2 separate regions of the Mus musculus genome follow, and region 1 is linked to region 2. A link is a loop called in an ENCODE intact Hi-C map of the cell type or tissue named here. Cell type or tissue: left cerebral cortex. All regions are shown on one strand. Each heading gives the region's core, and the rest is flanking DNA. Links, peaks and the distances in the headings are about the cores only. Region 1 overlaps Kif6 (kinesin family member 6). Region 2 overlaps Kif6 (kinesin family member 6).

Region 1 (9,478 bases), core at 865-8,864, 160 kb after region 2:
GTTATATACATCTTCATTCATAAGTTAGATAAGAACAGATTTCTTTCCTTTTATCCTGAGCTTCTCTGGAAAGCATCTTGGTCCCTAGGACATCCATGGCTTGGTCACCGTAGCTGAAAGGAAGGCTCTAGTTTGCTTTGGCCAATAAGGATCTCATCCCTATTAGAGCTGGGATGGGCTCTGGGTGCTCCCCACCGCCAAGGACATCCCAAAATCCTCTCCATGACGAGATCTAAAATTGCTAGAGGAAATAATTAAGCACCAAAATGGGATTGTGCTCTTAAAATTAGAGGAAATGAGGCTTCATGTGATAGAAGAAAGAAGGCAGGATGTGGAGACAGAATTCAGCTTTCCCCCTTGTACGGCCATAGGAAAATCACAAAAGTGTCTTAGCTTCTGTTTCCTCGTAAATACGGGACTAGGATGCCTGATTATCTTGGAGTGATGTTGTTGACGTCAAGAGGGAGGGGCTGAAGAGAGGACTGTATGAAGGAGTGCTTGTGGTACAAGCATGAGGGCACGAGTTCAAATCTCCAGCACCCATGTAAAAGCTTGTATGTAGCTGTACATGTCTATGACCCTAAAACTGATGGACACAGAGATGGGGGTCCCCAGAAGCTGAGCCCAGCAAAATGGTAAGCTTCTGTTTCAGTGAGATACCCTGTTTCAAGGCAGCAGGATGGAGAATGGTAGATACCCAACAGATACCCAATATCTGCCTCTGGTTCCACATGTGCACACACTCATATGCATGTGTCTCACACACACACACACACACACACACACACACACACACACACACACAGAGAGAGAGAGAGAGAGAGAGAGAGAGAGAGAGAGAGAGAGAGAGAGAGAGAGATCAGAGGAGAATTTCTGGGCTAGTTATTGAACACAAGACACTCAGTATGTGGTAGAGTCTTCAGAAAGGTCCGCTCTTGGTGGAGGTCTGGCCCATTTTCTTGAGAGAGGACCCTGAGCAGGTCTCTTGGAGCACCACGGTGAGTCCAGACCACATGGAGCAGAGGCAGATATGAAGAGTGACCCAGAAAAGGAATATGATGTGGGCAAGCAGAAGGGGACTTGCTCCTCCTGTGTTTGCAATGGGCTCGATAATGAAAGGCACCTGCGGGCAGAGGGGTCATAGAGCTTGTGTGTATGCCTCTGTGTGTGTGTGTGTGTGTGTGTGTGTGTGTGTGTGTGTGTGTGCCTATGTGTGTGTTCCTCGCACTTCTGTGAATTTGAGTAGCTACCCATGGAAGCCGGAAGAGGGCATCATACCCACTGGAGCTGTATTCACAGGCAGTTGTGAGCTACCAGATATGGGTGCTAGAAACTGAGCACTGGTCTTTTGCAAGAGCACCAAGTGCTGTTAACCACTGAGCCATCTCTATGGCCTCCAAGAAGGGTTTCTTTTAAAGAGCATAGAGGAGCACAGAAAGCTATCGTCTAGAAACTGACAAACAATGGGAGCAGTTATGACTGGCACTGGCCCAGCACCTTCACTCCTGAACGCAACAGGACCAACACCCAGCCGGAGCCCAAGTGTGCTACGGAACTGACTGACAGCAAGCCCGTTTGATTTCTGAAGGGGATAGGAGCTAACACTGGTTCCCAGTGGTTTCTCACTTGCTGTTTGGGCTGATGGAGGCGTCAGGTCACTCCCAGGCCACCAGTTGAGGTTTATAGTTAGCACAAGGACACATGCTCTCTTTTCTTCTCCTTACACGAACTCAGGCTTTGGGGCCAAGCAGTACCCTGTTATTGTGGCTTAAAGTGTTTTTTGAGGAAACTCTTTGGAAAAAGTGCTGCATACATAAAGAGAACTCCAAAACCAACAATATTCTGGCAAACTGAATATTAATCACTTAAATGTGTAGAGTCGGTAAACCCATGCTGGCTGAGATCTAGCAGGTGTGAGTTCTCTCAAATATAGCCTGCAGGACAATTAGAATTCTGCAAGAAATTTCCAAACTAATGCCCACTAATTAATGCAAGCCAGCTGATCAGACTAGCTCTTCTTCCTGTCTTTCATATTGAAATGGAGAGAGCAACATGGTGATAATTATATCACCATTACCAGGAACCTATTACAGTGTCTATAGGTGTTCTGTCCTAGTTAACTTTGGGTGTCAAGCTGACAGAGCCTACAATCACATGAGAAGAGAGTCCCATTTCAGGGCTTTACCACATATCTCGGAGAACGGGAACTGTATTGATTGCTAATTGATGTAGGAGGACCCAGCCCACCATGGGCAGTACCATACCCTAGGCAAGTGTTCTTGAGCTGTATAAGAAAGTCAGCTAAGCATGGGTCATCAAGTGAGCTAAAAAAAACAGAGTTCTTTCATGGGTTCTGCTTCAAGTTCCTGTTGAGCTCCTACCTTGTGTTCCTGCAGCGATGAATTGTAACCTGGGAGTTGAAACAAAATTTTTCTTCCATAACTTGCCTTTGACCATGGTGCTTGTCAAAGACACAGAATGCAATAGAACAGGTTCTTAGGTTTTGTTGCTTTGCTGCTTCCATGACGCACAGCTTGTTCTCGGGCAGGCATCTACCCCACTGCCCAGTATAACCCACAGCTTCCAGTGGAGTGGATGAGTGAGCAAGCTACACTGAGTTGTCTTATACTCCTGTTTCTTTAGCCACATAGTAAAATACACACAGTGGTTAACATGACCATAAATGTTCATGAGCCATGCGATCTCATTAAGTATCTTTCTGCTCTTCTCATTCTCTCCTTGTTGTGACGCTTTGGTTCTCTTACTATTTCAGAATTCTCTTCTGTCCACTCACCCACTCACCAGCAGCTCTTCCTGGCCTTACTAGCCCCTACTGATCCACGGGCATGTCTGCAGCTTCCCACACTCCACTTTCCTTGCCTGCGAAGGCACTTGGATCTCAGAGAAAATGGTTAACAGCTGTCCCAAGGCAGTGGGTGGAAAGGAAATGAAAGAGCTGAGGGCCGATGATGCATGAATGACATTTAGTGGAGTGAATGATCCTCTGGGAGGATGGGCTCATTGCTCCCAGGACCTGACCTGCTCTACCCCACCCTTGCCTTGCTCCCTCCCACTCATTCTTCATTCCATTCATTAACTCTTACCTCCTTGGTCTCTGTCAATCTCTCCTCATCCCTTTTAGTTGCTTATCATATCTCCCACTTGAGGTGCATCTATGCACTTGTGATGGACTAGTGCAAGTCCCTCCTTCAGAAAGGAGACCTTTGGGGTAGAGCAGCTCTAGGACCCTCAGCACACCATCAATCTGCTCTATTCTCATTTCAGTTGCTGTAACAAAAATATCCTGAGACAAAGCAACTCAGGGTCAAAAAGGGCTTATTTATTTTAATTTGTAATTCCAGGTTATGATCTGTTACTGGGGAAAAGTCAAGGCAGAAAGCTCAAATAGCTAGTCACTTAACACCCAGTTAAGAATAGAAATGAATGCATGCATGCTTGCTTGCTTGTACTCAGATTAATTTCTCCTCTCTCATATAGTTCAACACCACTTGCCTAGGGAATGGTGCCACTCACAATGGGCAAGGTCTTCCCAGATCAATGAAACTGATTAAGGCAATCAATAACACAACCCAATATAGACAATCCTTCATTGAGCCTTTCTTCCCAGGTGATTCCAGGCTCTGTCAAGCTCACAATTAAAGTCTACCTCATCGATCCTTATCAATATTTGTTAGGTAAGTAATTAATGACAAAACAAGGGCCACATCAGCATTAAGAATGTTCACAGGGATTGTAAATCGAAGAGCTGTGGACCAATTTTAGTAATAGTCAGGAGTTTGAGGAGACTGTGTGGAAGGAAGGACAGAATTGGGTGTGGAGCAGAATGTTTCTGAGTGATTACAATTCATAGAAAGTTTGATTCCGCTGAAGAATGTAATTTTGTGTGAACAGATGGACACAATGGGAATTAAAACTATGCTGCCATCTGAGCACAGAGACACATTGCTTTGAAATAAGGCAATTTGAATACAGCCCATTATGAGCATATATCATTGTTCTGGTAAATGTCCTAGTAAGCAAAAAAGCTCCATCAGTATAAGTGGTGTGGAATTTTGAGGCAAGAAAGAGCTTAGGACTGATGATTCTTCCCAAAAGCACTAAAATGGCCCATGCCTGCAGGCCCCTACCTAAGGTGCTGCGTTCCCGGGGCTCTCGCGGATAAGCCTAACCATATCACCCCATTCGGGTGGGTGCCTCTGGTTTGGCCATTTCAGCCTGTGAATGTTCAGAAGCATCAAGAAACTGGTCCTAGGTTTCCTTAGGCATTAAAGAAAAGGGACTTTCTATTGTTGTTTATCTCAAATCTTTTAGGCTAAATGTTCAAGGGCAAGAAGATAACACAGGAACCCCCACATGCAGCCCATTCATTTCACAGACGAAGATTTGGGGCAGAAGATATATCTAGCTAAATTTGGGGGCATTTCCTTTGCTCTCAGAGTCAGATTCAAAAGTTACAAACAGAGCAGTTCGTGCTGCTGTCTTGGTTGGATGGGAGTCAGGATGGAGCATGGGTGTCTCAAGACAAGCCAAGGCTAAGAGAACCACCATGGCAGAAACAGGACTGGATGAAGTTACCAGACGCTGCAAAAATACTGGTCACCTCTGAGCTATGTTCTCAGAGGTAATCTCCTGAGCTGGAAAAACAATAACAAAAAAACCAGGAGCCACTTGTAACCTGTATTCGTGTCCAGTACTAACTTCACAAGACAGACAATAAGTCAACAGTGCTGGGCCCGATGAAACCTCAGATCAAATCTTCACCTTGGGAAGAGAAGTGTTTGCAGTCTGTTAAATGGAGAAGTTAACACTTCCAGCATAGGGTGTTGTGGGATTTAAATGAAATGCTGTCTACGAATAACTACCATATAGATGGATGTTCATGGGAGTGCTGCTTACAGTGGCCACTGCACAGATGCACCCCACTGACTCTGAATCCATCAATGGGGAAACAGAATGAGGGGCCATGCATGTAATCGAGCCTGGAAATGAACTGTGAATGAACTGTGGAATCATTATGATTCTCTAGCAAAGGACAGGGATGGAAGGACTCCACCTGCAACATCTGGAATAGGCAAAGCCAGAGAGACCAAAGGTACAGGTTACCAGAGGCCAAAGATGAAAGATATGGGTGCTCTTATTCCATAGATCCAGAATTTCTGGTTGGAATTATGAAAATTTCTAGGAAAGGGTATTGAATGTGGTTGCTCATTCTTTGAGAATGGACTTCATGGCACTGAACGCTTCACTTAAAACAATGATCAAAAGTCGGGACTGGAGAGATGGCTCACCTGTTCAGAGCATGTACCGCTCTTACATAGTTCAGGTCCAAACATCCATACTGGGCAGTTCACAACTACCTATTATTCAGACTTTGGGGGATCCAATGCCCTCTTCTGGACTCTGCACACACACACACACACACACACACACACACATTAAAAAAAAACTATGAAAAAGATAAATGTTGTTATGCATACTTCACCATAATTATGAGACAGACAACAGAGACTAGACCATCTGCCATGTAGTACAACCAGCACACTTAGACACAACTGACTTCGCTCCACCCAACTCACCTGCTCCAGGTAGTGTAGGGACAAGTTGATGTATTTGGCCTCTGTCAGAAGCAGGCCCCCGACTCCAGTCTTCGAGACACGCTCTGACCCTGCCAGGTCAACCAGATGGAGCTTAGCATGTCGGACGGTGGCAGAACCTGGCTCCTTGCTGCTCAAGTGCACAGTGAAAATACAGTGTGACCGGGTTGAAGCTTGATTCATAGGAGTCTAAAGAAAAGTTACAAAATGTATAAGGTGACCGTGAGAACCATTAGAGGATATAGTGGATTGCAAACTGCATTTCTAGTAGTACAGCATTCCCATGAAGCCAACAGTTACGGGTAAGATCGTCAAAGGCTGTTCCTTTCAGTGTGTTCTTGCCTGCTGGATGACTGGCTGTAAATACAGATGGGTTGATTCAGAAGGTGACAAAAGCATCCTACTGGAAGAAATATGGAGTCTTTTGAAGCTAGGGAGGTGGCTAACATGGTTAAGTCCCTGCAATGCAAGCACAAGACCTGAGCTTGGATTCCCAGAGCCTTTGTGAAAAAGCCTAGCATGGCTGTGTATGTCCATGAGCTTAGCACAGTGTTGGAGTGGAGGAGACAGGTCCACTTCCAGGAGCTAACTAGCCAAAGAGTTTAACCCATCAGTGGGATGTAAGGAGGACTGAGGAAGACACCCAGTATCAACCTCTAGCCTCCAAATGTACACAGTACTGTGCGCACACACATACACACAAAGACACTATACTACACACACACATACAAATACTATACACATATATACATACACACACATACACAAATACACACATACACACACATACACACACATAGGAGGAAAAGGATAAAGTTTACTGGGTTTGCAAGATAAAAATGTGAAATCAATTAGTTCTAATCGCCCATCAAGAATGTATGAAGAAACATAATTATTCAGAATGAAAACAACGGAAATGGAATTATAAAGAAGTTATATAAAATGAATGATAAAGACACCTGATGGTAATCTCAGATTTCTACACATGCACACATAGGTGAGCACACATGCACATATGTGTGCATACATACACATGCGTTCACAACACATGCAGGTGCTTATGTGCGTGTACACGCACACCCCACACACAAGCGCACACCAAAGTAAATTGAGGATACCTTTTCATACTGTGCATGCAAATAAATGCCAGAATGGACTAAGTACTCACATGTAACAACACAACTTTAACATCAAGAAAAGTAAATCCATGAGCATGCTGTAATCCCTGTAAGGTAGTAATTGATATTTTAAAATATCAACAAGCAAAAAAAAATACTTGGAAAAATGAGAAGAGGATATGACTAGATAACTCAAAAAATCAGAAAGATCCTTAAGAAGCATTTGAAAAACTGCCCAATTTTATAAACAATGCCTGTAGACCTTAGAACTATAAAGATGAATTATTCCATGCCCATCAGGCTGAACAATTACAAAAACTAAAACTAAGGAAATAAATTCTGGTGGAGACATAAGGGTATGAAAACCTTCACATACTGCTGATGGGAATACAAATTAAGAATATTTTAAAAAGAAATTTAGCAATATGCTGCAATAATGCAAATGCAAAATCCCCATGACATAGCAGTAAAACACCATGTCTACTTCCTAGAGAGCAGCCACGAGAAGGTGTACCCGGAGATACATAAATCAGGACAGTCGTCTCAACGTCTTTAAGATAACAGCAATGTGGTGCCAGGTGTACAGCCTAGAAGGACATCTGGGACAAGGGAGATAATAGCCTGGGAAAAGGTAAAATGTTGTAGCCTTCAGGAAAGATTGTCATAAACAATGATGCATTTGTAAAACAGAAGGCTGAGTTAGAATAACGTTAAGAATGGTGTGTGAATGTTGCAGTGGAGTTTACTGTTCACCACACTGGCACTCTCAACCACATATGCAGCTGTGACCTTTGAACTTACATCATCAACGTAGGAAACTATGGGCCATTAATAATAGTGGTGGCCTTCTGGAGGGATGGAAGAGAAAGGCCAACAAAGGGACTCCCGCTTTACTGGCAATAGACTTGCGATAGTGTCCACTGTCACCTTGAAAGAATCTAAGACCATCTGGACACGGCTGTGGAGAATTCTGTGGAAAAAGCCATCTCAGCTGTAGGCAGGGGACCTTGGACTCTGGGAGACAAGCATCAACAAGTGTGCATTCACCTCCGTTCCTGAGTTTCCTGATGGAGGATGCAGTGTGAGTGGCTGTCTCAAGCTCCCACTCCCATGATTCCTCTGCCATCATGGGCTGAGCCTAGAACTGCGATCTGCAATAACCTCATTCTCTCTCAGTTGCTTTTGCTGAATATTTTACCACAGCAAGAGGAAAAGAAACTAAGAAAGCTGGTCCTGAGAAGTAGGAACATTGGAACATAAGCCTGACTGTGGGTCTTAGGCCTTTGAGAGTGTTTTGTGGCAAGGATGTGGAAGAGTTGTAACCTTTGGGCTAGAAATGGTCTTGAATGCTGTCGGAAGAGTATGAAGGGTCATTACAGTGCATGGGAGTTTAGAGTACCAGAATCATAAGAGAGAGGCACAGAGAGTGGAGGCCAGGCTCTCGAGGTTTTAGAGGAAACAAGGGTTCTGTCAGGGACTGGATTAATGCAGTTTATTATTATTATTATTATTATTATTATTATTATTATTATCATTTAAAACCATCAGAAGCAAATTCTGAAGACTGAAAACATCAGGAACCGGTCATTTATTCTCTATAAAGCTGGGGTGGGGGGACACTTACATTTTCTCTAAGGAATAAACATGATCTAAACAACGCAAGCAATGGGTCATCAGCATTGTGCTGTCAATAAAACCAGACCTTTCCCGACAAACACTCATGCGAATGAATTCACAGTCATTCGACTCTGAACCAAAGGATTTCAGTGTGGATCCACGTGCACACAGATGGAGAAGCACACGCTGATGTGTTTTAAATCAGAAATTCTTTCTGTCGATATAAATTCGTGATACAAACCATGGTTGATTCACACCAGCTAGTGAAACATACAGATGTCAAAATGCTGGCAACAGTTTGGAGATTACAATGCAGTAAACAAGTTAAATAGGCTGAAAATGTGGCCCATCATTTGTTGCCACAAGAACTAGACCGAAATCTAGGCAGCATGTCAGTTGTCTCTTTCTGTCTCTTTCCCCCTCTTCCCCCCTCCCCCTCTCCCTCTCCTTCCCCTCCCTCTTCCTCTCCCCTCTCTCTCACATGCTGAAGTGGGTCAACAAATAGCTGCATGTAAAACCACAAACTCAAATATAGAACCTGACTTGAGGTGTTCTGGATGTGGCTGCGAGTTATTTGCGGAACTTAAACACAGGTTTCAGCACATCACTGGTGCTTTCATGAGACCATGAATTCTATGGATGGAACTGAAAGTCAATCAGCAGGTGAGGATGGGATCGGATCGCACAGTGGAGCCTCTGGACAGCTGCCCCTGCCTTCTAAGCTGCTGATGCTGAACCAGCACCAAGCCCAGTCCTTTAATGAGCATTGGAAATTGTCTGCCCATATCAAAGGAATACAACATTCACGAAAATCAGTGCATTCTGGAGTCTGCAATTAAGGGCTGTAATATACTGTAGTAATCCATGCCTCTAGCTGCCTCATAAATGCTTTCTGTGTGACGTAGCTGTTGGTGTCTTCTTAGATAAAATTTTCCTTAGACCTCAGACAATGCTCTTCATGTGGTTCTGTGTCACTGGATGGGTCCACGTCTGCTCTGTGTTTACTCAGGGAAGTCTCCATGCCACATGGGCATGCCAGTTCCCGTGTCCTTTTAAAGGTAAAACAAAATAAAACAAAACAAAACACAAAAATAAAAACAAAAACAAACAAACAAAAAAACCCAACCA
Region 2 (9,478 bases), core at 783-8,782:
CCTCTATGGCTCAGGTACCTGTATGGCTGCATATTGCCCTACACTGGAGAAGGTTATATGGTGAGAGGGAGCCAAGGGCAGGTCTGAGCAATAGCTGCTTCCCGGTTCTGAGCAGGGACGGGTGAAACACTGGGTGTGTGTGTTGCGGGCTGGGAGGAAACCTGGCTTCGAATGACTGCATTTTCACGTGCATACAATTTTTCTTCTCTTACAAAAGCATACTGGCTTAATTACAGAAAATGAAGATTTAAAAAAAAATGGTTTCTCATGTTATTCCTAAGATGTAACTATCAAAGCAGCATTTCTTTAAATTGTATTGTATTAGGTCGTTAAGTTTTAAAAGCAGACGATGGGCCTGCTGACTAAAGTTTCATTAAAAGACCATTAAATAAAATTTAGCTTGGTATTAGGACAGACCTTCCAGCAACTTCTGGAATGGCCCTGAACATACTTCTACTGTTCTGTACTATATACTTATGGGAAGCTAAATACTAAATAGTCAGCCCTGAAAATACACATACAAATAACATTATATGGACTGGGTAGTTAGTATTTATGTATATTACACTTAAGTAAAAGGGGCACAAATTTGAAAGATGGGAGACATACGGGATAATTTTGAGGGATGAATGGGAAGGGAGAAATGATGTAATTATATTAAAATTTAAAGAATAAAAAATTAAGATGGAAATAAAAAGGGGGGGGGGAACCACGCTTTGAAGACCCACATCCCCCCAGGAAAACTCTCTTCCAATGTCAGTGTGCTCGACAATGCACCCCTCCCCCATGCTGCCTCTCAACCTGTCCTTCTCCACCACAGCAGCAAGTGTCCCACAGACCCAGTCTATCTATCTCCAGCTCCCCTGCTTCTCACTGCAATAATGGGCTCCCGAGGTCTGAGGGAAGCAGGTTTTAGCAGGGTAAAAAGAGTAAGGATTTCATACAGGCCCTGGCTAGCTCATGTAAATAAAAAGCGAAGATTGTACCAGGACTGTGAATTCTCTAAAATCCACACACATGCAAATGTGCTCGTAGAATAAGGCACCCCCTAAGGGGGGGGGAAGTGGGCCTTTATAGCATCACATAATGATATGATAAAGGCCGTTGTAAAATGTAATTCCCGATGCTCAGTTTTGCTGAGTTGACTGACGTCCCCCACCATATGGCATTCAGGGTGGGAGAGCCATAGCCCCAAACAAGCTTCCCAAAAATAGCCTTATGGCTGACACCTAATTACACTTGCCAGCAGAGGCATTCTTCAGGCAAAGATAACAGTCTCTCTAATCGGCGGGATCTTGCGGCTCCATGGGTTCTGGCAAAGGAGGAGCTGAGGGGGATTGCAGAATCCGCTCAGCATGAGGCTTGCTGTCGTTACTACAGTGATAAATTTGTGGGTTTTGGCCAGGATTCCTGGATATTTTCCCTGTATAGAGGTAGGAAAGAGATGAGACAGAAACAGAAGAGTCCCGGCCTAGGCAGGAGGCAGCCTGAGAGGGAAGCATTGATCCCAGATTGGGGCAAGACTAGAGGAGCAGGGTCTGGAGGAAAGAGAGGAGAGCCTTCTTCTAGGGACCACTTTGGCAATTGGCAGCTTTTTCTCTACTGACTTACAATGATATGTGCAAGGAATGCCTTCTCCCTTTCCGAGCCAGTCATTGAAGGGGTGGGTGGCAGTGGCGGCAGATGGGGTACTCTAAGCCTGTACCCCCTCACAGAAACACTCTAGAGGTGCGGGGCATTGGAGCACTCACAATCTGATCAGAGCGCATGGAGGGTGAGTTGTAGGCTGTACAGATGGATTCTCTCGGCCGAGCAGTCCCTGGGACAAGTGTTAGCGTCGTTGTGGAGAAAGAAAACTGATTCTGCATCCTGTCACTTAGGAGGCAAGAGTTTTCCATATGCCTCATGCTTGGTTTTGAATGTAAGCAAGCTTGTGATCACTCACTCAGGGGAAGCTGGTCCTGAGGACAGCAGCTCACTTAAGATTCTAGCAGCAAGGCTTTGCAGGCTGCTCCTGGGATGGGCTCCCTTCCCTCCTGCTCCCTCCCTCCCCCCCTCCCTCCCTCCCCCCCTCCCTCCCTCCCCCCCTCCCCCTCCCTCCCTCCCCTCCTCCCTCCCTCCTTCCCTCTCTCCCTCCACTCTTCCTTTCTACTTTTTCTTCCCTGTTCTTTAGAAATAGTTTCTCACTATGTAGCCTTGGCTGGCTGTTCTGGAACTCTCTATGTCGTAGACCAGGTTGGCCTTGAAATCACTGAGATCTGCCTCACTCTGCCTCATGAGTACTAACTAGGACTAAGGTGTGAGCCACTGAGCCCTGTTCCTCCAGGGACTCTGTGATGCTATGCCACACTGAAGATGCTTGCATTGATATCAATCCATACGTAGTCATCACTTATCATTTAGTGCTATGTCTAAAGCGCCAGGTGACAGGGTAGTAGGGCACACTAGGACACCAGCACACTACAGGAGTCAGGGAATTGCTGGTCAACATGGCCTTTCTAAGATGCCAAACATGCCTGACTTTGTTCATGCATGGTGGCTGTTCTCTTAACCTCTTTCTTTCTTTTTTTTTTTTGTTTTTGTTTTTGTTTTTGTTTTGTTTTTTTCGAGACAGGGTTTCTCTATATAGCCCTGGCTGTCCTGGAGCTCACTTTGTAGACCAGGCTGGCCTCGAACTCAGAAATCTGCCTGCCTCTGCCTCCCGAGTGCTGGGATTAAAGGTGTGCGCCACCACGCCCGGCTCTTAACCTCTTTCATCACTACAATGAGGTACCAGGGGCAACTTAACTTTATAAGTCAAAGAAGTTTTTAGTTCATTGTTTTATAGCTGAGGATCCAAATAGGGACATGCAGGATCTGATGAGGGCCCCTCCTTTGTGACGTCACCTCATGGCAGATGGCAGTGGTGGAAGAGACTGGAGAAAGTCATGCTGCCAAACAGGAAGCCAGAAAGAGGCTGGGCTGCTACTGTCCCTTCTTGATAACAGAGCCCCAAACTCTAGCTCCTCTGGCTGCAGACATAGCTCAGCAGGTGACTAAGGTCTGGATCTCTAGAGTCCACTTAAAAAGTTAGACATGGTAGGATATGCCTGTAAACCCCAGCCTTAGAGGTCTCTGAAGTTTATTGGTGAGCCGGCCCAGGTGAGAGACTTCATGTCAAGAAAACAAAACAGGCAAATAGCATAGTGATCAAGGAAAAAGAGCTAACTCCCATTTCAGGCCTTCACACATAGGCGAGTATATGCACTCATACACAAACATATTTACCCCAAAGGAGGATTCCACAGGAACCTTATATCCCACTGCAGTAGCTGTTTTCCTATTTTAGCACATGGCGTGGTTGGATTAAACAAAGCTCTGCATCACTTTGTAGGTAGCGGAGATGAGTTATGTAGTGTAACAGCTCCCTCCACAGTTTAAACATTCCTTCACGCAGGAAGCGCCTCAAACAGGAAGATAACTCAAAATAGCTTCAGGAAGTTCCTAAAACTGACCAGATTCACTAGGCCCCTCCCTGCTCAAGTAAAGGAAGCTGAGCTGCCAAGAAGACTCACAGACAAGCAAATCTACAAGTAAAGACTCTGATAGGAGTCTTTGAGTCATTTCTGCTCCTATAAGTAATCCCTTAAAATCCATTGTTTCATTATATTGAAGTTTGGTGGGATCTGTGCTTTGATCTGTTGTGGGCTTCATATCTGCAGTGAGTAGATGTGTGAGTGTGTGTGTGTGTGTGGTTGTATGTGTATGCAGGTGTGCTTGTGTGTGTGTGTTATGTGTGTATTGAGTCCCTTCAGGAAACGGTTTGCCAGACAAGAGTTCAAATCTCAACTTCTCAGTAGGTGCTTTGCATTTGTAGGTGGGTTTTGATTTTATCATTTGAGAAACGGAGTGGCTATTAATGAAGTGACATGTGTTTGACCATATCTGAAAATGCCTGGTGTGTGGGTACGTTGGGAGTGTACAAATAGGTATATGTAATGCGTCGCCTAATTTTAGATCTCAAGGTTCTTTAATATTTAGCATCAGGGAGTTCCTGAAAGTAACAGGAAGCCTAGTGAATCTGGATAAACAGAGACCACACAGTTTCCACGATGGATGCCCATTAGCTGCGAATGCTAAGTCAATGGTAGAAGTTCTGGAGTGGGAGGGACGATTTAAGAAAGGGTATAACGTACGTAGATACAGAAAAGAGTGGGAGTTTCCAGGAGGGCTTGCGCATATGTGCTACAAAGATAGGTACGGTGCATACAGGGCAGAGGAGGAGGGGCTGGGGGATCCTGCTGATCCTGCAGGCAGGCATTAAATCCAGCCATCCAGATGGTGGTGGGAGTGGTGGGAGGAAAGCGAAAGGGAAGAGAGGGATGCAATGCATTTCTGCAAGAGTGTGGGGTCCCAGATAACCCAGGGGCTCAGGAGCCAGGTAAAAATGCAGTCTTCTGTCTGAGTATACCATAGCTGAGCCTCACAAGCCTCACAAGAACTGGGGCATGGGAAGAATATATCTACCATGTTCCCTGCCTGGAGGGAGGGGCTTGCTCTGCCACAGGAGGTCATGGCTGAGGTTCTGAATCCTTAATGCTGAGGAGGTCAGTTTCTCTGTAATAACACGGAAGATTCTGAGATAACCAGTACATTAGATCCCTCAGAGCTGTTTGTAAACATAATGGGCCTGGAAGAAATTAAATGTGTAATCCTTAGATGGATTTCCAACAAACAGAAATATGCAAATCCTTCGAAGGCTTACAATCAGACAATTCATCCTCTTGCTAACGTAGCTAATGTATAGCTCATCGGGCTTGTTAGTATAATTCTAGAGTCTGTGGAGGCACGGACACCATCTCTGCTCAGTACAGCCATGGTCCAGGAAACACAAAAAGAACAGCAAGAAGGCTTTGCTGGCTAAGCCTCTGAGGCAGGCTTCTGAAGTCTGGAAGCTGAGCAGAAATCTACAATGGTGAACTGAGCCGGAGCCTGGAGCCTGCCAGGCTTCTTGGCTCCAGAAGGAGGAAGGTAACTGGAAGTGTACTGTGCAAAATAGTGGTGAGAGCCAGGCTCACGGGTGAGACTGTGGGCTGAGGTGAGGCTCCTGACAACCAGCCTGGAGTGAGGGGTCTGGGGGTGGGGGGAACACAACATGCCTGAAGCTTTGTTTCGTGGGGAGTGGGGAGGAAGGGAGGAAGGCAGGAAGTGTAGTGTACCAGTTCAGCCTCCCTCATGTTGCTAGACCCAGCTGCTCAGCATCTCTGCAGCAGGAGCGGCCATGTCCAGGTAGCACTGTGAGGAAGTCCTTCTGTTTGTCTCTGTCAGAGCTGGCTTTGGTTGGGGAAGGGGCTAGAGGCCCCATCAGCAGGGAGGAGGGGTCATAAAGAGAATGAGCCAGGGCAGTGAGTTAGGTGTGTTTCAGGAAAAAGAGGAGGGCACAGAAAGGCTGATATAATCTACATGCATAATGTTAGAAAGGAGAGCTAAGTCAATAGTTGAATCATAAGTGGGTTACAAAAGAGAGATGTTTATTTGACAGGCAGGTAGGATTTTATGGAGATGGAAATCCAGAGAGCTGGGCTGTCTCCTTTGAAGGCTTAAAATCAGACAATTCATTCTCAAATAATGTTTGAATAAGCCCATGCCAAAACCTGAGTGTCTCTCCCACTCCGCTCCCTTCTCTCCCTCCCCTCCCCCCCCTCTGCTTACACATCAGGATGTAGCTCTCAGCTACTGCTCCAGTGTCAGCCTGCATACCACCATGCTCCCTGCCATGATGGAAATAGACTAAACCCCTGAAGATGAAAACAGACCCCCCAATTAAATGCTTTCTCTTATAATAGTTATGCTGTTCATGGTGTCTCTTCACAGCAATAGGACAATGTTTAAGGCAATGTGTGCGCGTATGTACGTATGTGTGTGTGTATCTATATATCTATATATCTATATCATATATCTTTTTCATATATCATATATCATATATCTATATCATCTCTCTCTATCTCTATCTCTATCTCTATCTCTATCTCTATCTCTATCTCTATCTCTATCTCTATATCTATCTCTATATCTATCTATATCTATATATATATTTAGGGAATCCCACTTAGCTCTAGCTGGCCTGAAACTTGCTTTGTTGATTAGGCTGCCCCTGAACCTACAGAATTTACCTGTTTCTGTCTCCTGAGTGCTGAGATTAAAGGTATGCGCCATCCCAGTTAGTTTTGTTCCTGTGTATTTTTACCCCCACGCCTCATGCCTCTTTCTTTTCTTACTCTTTTCTTCTCTCAGCAGGTGACCATTCTAACAGGCTTGATGTAAACCCATTTATTATCTGCACCCTTACAATTTGTTTCAAAGTTTTCTGTGTAATTTTCAAACTATGGAAGTAATGTCTGTTAAGCCCAGCTACTTGGTAGACTGAGGCAGGAGGCTGGCAAGATCAAGGCCAGCTTGGGCAAGTTAGTGAGCCCATGTCTCAAAATAAAACGTTACATTGAAAACAAAGATGGCTGGGTTATGTCCCTAGCATTCCTTCTCCCCCATAACATAGGCAGATAGATGGACAGATGGATGGACAGAAGATGGCCAGATGGGTGTGTGCGCGCGCACGCGTGCACGCGCGCGTGCACACACACACACACACACACACACACACACACAGAGTTAGGCTTCTTATATTTGCCCATACACCTCTGTGTGCACCTAGTTCTCAGTTTCTAGCTGCTCTAAGCAGCCCTGGTGCATTGCTCAGCACTATACATTGTGTCCTTACATCTAAACAACTGGGTTGTCCCTAGTTCCCACCCCATCAACATGATCAGACCTCTGGCAGGAAGTAGAATGCGTGCCGGGAGTTTCTGCTCAGCCTTGGCCTTCTGGGTCTAGTGTGGGTCCTGCCAGACTGTCGACACTCCCAAGACAGAGGCTTTAGGCTGTGTTGAGGCTCCTCAAGGACATTGACGAGGGCATGCAATCTCACTGAAGGTCATAAAAGCCAGAAACTGGAAAAGGCTTGGGGGCCAATGACTGAAGAATGAATGGTAAAATGTGGTATGCTTACACAATGCAATACTATTCAGCTGTTAAGAAATATGGAAGTAAGAACTTTGCAGGTCAATAGACAGAACTAGAAATAGTTATCCTGAGCGCTGTATCCCCGGCTCTGAAAGGAAAACATTTGCATGTTTTATTTTATGTGTAGCTGTTAGCATTTGTGCATTAGATGTCTGTGTTTTGTTTAGGATATTCACAGTGGTTAGGCAGCTTGTCAGGTACCCAGGGAAATCTCCCAAGGAAGGGAAAATAAAAAATAAAGAAGAAGGCAGAGTGAGAGGATTTATCAGGAGCAGAAGAGGGTGTGATAGAAGAGGGGATATAGGGAGGAGCAACTAATACCACAAGCCTCTGGAAAAGCCACGTAGAAACCACTCCTGCAGAAGCTTCTTATAATATACACACATAGAAAAGGAGTTTCAATGAAGTCATCATGTAATGTGGAAACAATACCCCCAAGCAGACACCATATATCACCAAATAAAACCCCCAGTGTCAGGAACAGGTTACATCATTTTGAGTTGTTGGCCAGAGAGGCCCTATAAACTCCCAAACATTACAGATTGTTGACCATGGTATTGGTTGTGCTGCACTTGACTGCAAGACCTTATTGCTGAGGCCACTGCATACCTGAATCATAGAACATAGAGAGACCAAGCTGGTGCCGAGCTGCCTCTCCCTACTGACTAGTGTTCATAGAGTTGGAACGGGCTATGCATGAAGCCAGAGGACAAGAGCAATCATCACCGTTACCTGTGGTGAAAGCCCAGCACAGACTGTCCTCAGAAGGCCATATGTTAGCATGCTCCTTTCTTGTTGAAAGGAATGATGTGCGGAGGCCATCCTAGCCGTTAAGTGACCCTGGGGACAGCATCATTGGCTTAGACACCAGGCAGATTGCTAGCTGCAACCTGGGGCGGGGTCAATGCACCTTTGCTTTCTCAACAGAAGAATGGGGACAACAGTATGGAAGACTGAATGGGGGCCTGTGTGTAAGACGCTTAAAACTGGGGAGACTGGGGCCTGGCATGCTAAGAACCATGTGAGCATCCAAGCTGAGATGGTTGGCAAGGAGGAAAGATGTGGGCGGAAGAGACAGTGCTGGCAGGCAAGACTGGGGATTTTGCGTCTGATCATGAAAGATTGTGTTTGTGTGCGTGTGTGTGTGTGTGTGTGTGTGTGTGTGTGTGTGTGTGTGTGTCACAAGCATCTGGAACTCCAGTTCCAGGGGATCTGACTGATGCTCACTGCTAGCCTGGCAGGACACTGGTCATGCATGTATGTGACGGTGCACATACGAGAACATACTCATGCACATTGTACATGTTGCAGCTCAGAGGAGAAAGGTCTCCTGGTAACCGGGAGCAAGGAATACCACAAAGTCACACTGCACAACAAACCTCGTACCAGAGATTTGTTGGGAGAGATATGAGAGGGTGGCTGCCTCTGCTCAGAAACTCAGCAGAGGCAAGCTTTATATAAGGTTTCTAGTGGGTGGAGTTTTCCAGGGTAGGGATTGGTGGGATTTAATAGAACATCCAGGGATTGGTGGATTTCGGTGAGTTTACAACTCAGAACCTTTTACCCCACACACATAAACTAAACTTTCATTTTTAAAGAAGTGAATATGTATACAGAGTCTTCTGCTTTGTTAAATTATAGCAAAATCTCTCTCTCTGTGTCTCTCTTTTCTCTGTCTCTGTCTCTGTCTCTGTCTGTCTCTCTCTGTCTCTCTGTCTGTCTCTGTCTGTCTCTGTCTGTCTCTGTCTCTCTCTGTCTCTCTGTCTGTCTCTGTCTCTCTCTGTCTGTCTCTGTCTCTGTCTCTCTCTGTCTCTCTTTTCTCTGTCTCTGTCTGTCTGTCTGTCTGTCTGTCTGTCTGTCTCTCTCTCTCTCTCTCTCTCTCTCTCTCTCTCTCTCTCTGTGTGTGTGTGTGTGTGTGTGTGTGTGTGTTCACGAGCGTGCTGGCATCTAGATCTAGAGAGGTCAGACGTTTCAGATCTCTTGGAGCTGGAGTTAGAGGTGTCGTGAGCCACCTCAGGTGAGTGCTGGGAACTGAACTCTGGCTTCTGTGAGAGCATCACTGGTCTTCTCTCCAGCCTCAAGGCAAACATCTTGAACCTACTCATTCCAAAATGACATTCCCATTCTCCAGAGCTCGGCCGCTCTGTCCTGTCACTTAGTAAACTAAATATCATCAGTGATAAAGTCATGCATTCACAGCCCATTCTGACGTCACCAGACAACATCCAGGCTCCTGAGACATCTCCTTTCTTATCATCTGAACGATGCACAGTGAACACATTTTGGGGAGTGTTCTCAGTTATTTTGTAAAAGAGACCCAGTAAATACTATGGCTGGGAGACTCAGTTTCTTTCTATGGGGTGTTCATTGTGGCTAGCCACGTAGTCACCAGAATCACACAGGACTGGCACGTGCGTGT

Evidence for each region. A loop is a pair of places that touch in the nucleus more often than their neighbours do. Peaks named below come from ENCODE experiments on the same cell type or tissue, not always from the same donor. Only the 100,000 strongest peaks of a DNase experiment are listed, where the experiment ranks them.
Region 1: it touches region 2 in a loop (2.0-fold over the local background); 1 of 42 quality-filtered maps calls a loop at or near these places.

Annotation. Positions count from the first base shown.
Region 1 is chr17:49,703,836-49,713,313 of GRCm38, reverse strand. Kif6 (kinesin family member 6) reads right to left here. Exons shown (of 23, transcript NM_177052.3): 7 at 5,598-5,804. Among named protein-coding and RNA genes, the nearest start is that of Kif6, 93 kb to the right of the region's middle. In left cerebral cortex, for the core only: no CTCF peak of the experiment used is centred there; DNase peaks (open chromatin) are centred at 2,871, 3,938 and 5,991.
Region 2 is chr17:49,859,270-49,868,747 of GRCm38, reverse strand. The region is part of intron 15 of Kif6 (kinesin family member 6); the gene reads right to left. Among named protein-coding and RNA genes, the nearest start is that of Gm16555, 42 kb to the right of the region's middle. In left cerebral cortex, for the core only: no CTCF peak of the experiment used is centred there; DNase peaks (open chromatin) are centred at 4,294, 4,952, 8,122, 8,440 and 2 more places; H3K27ac peaks cover 170 bases.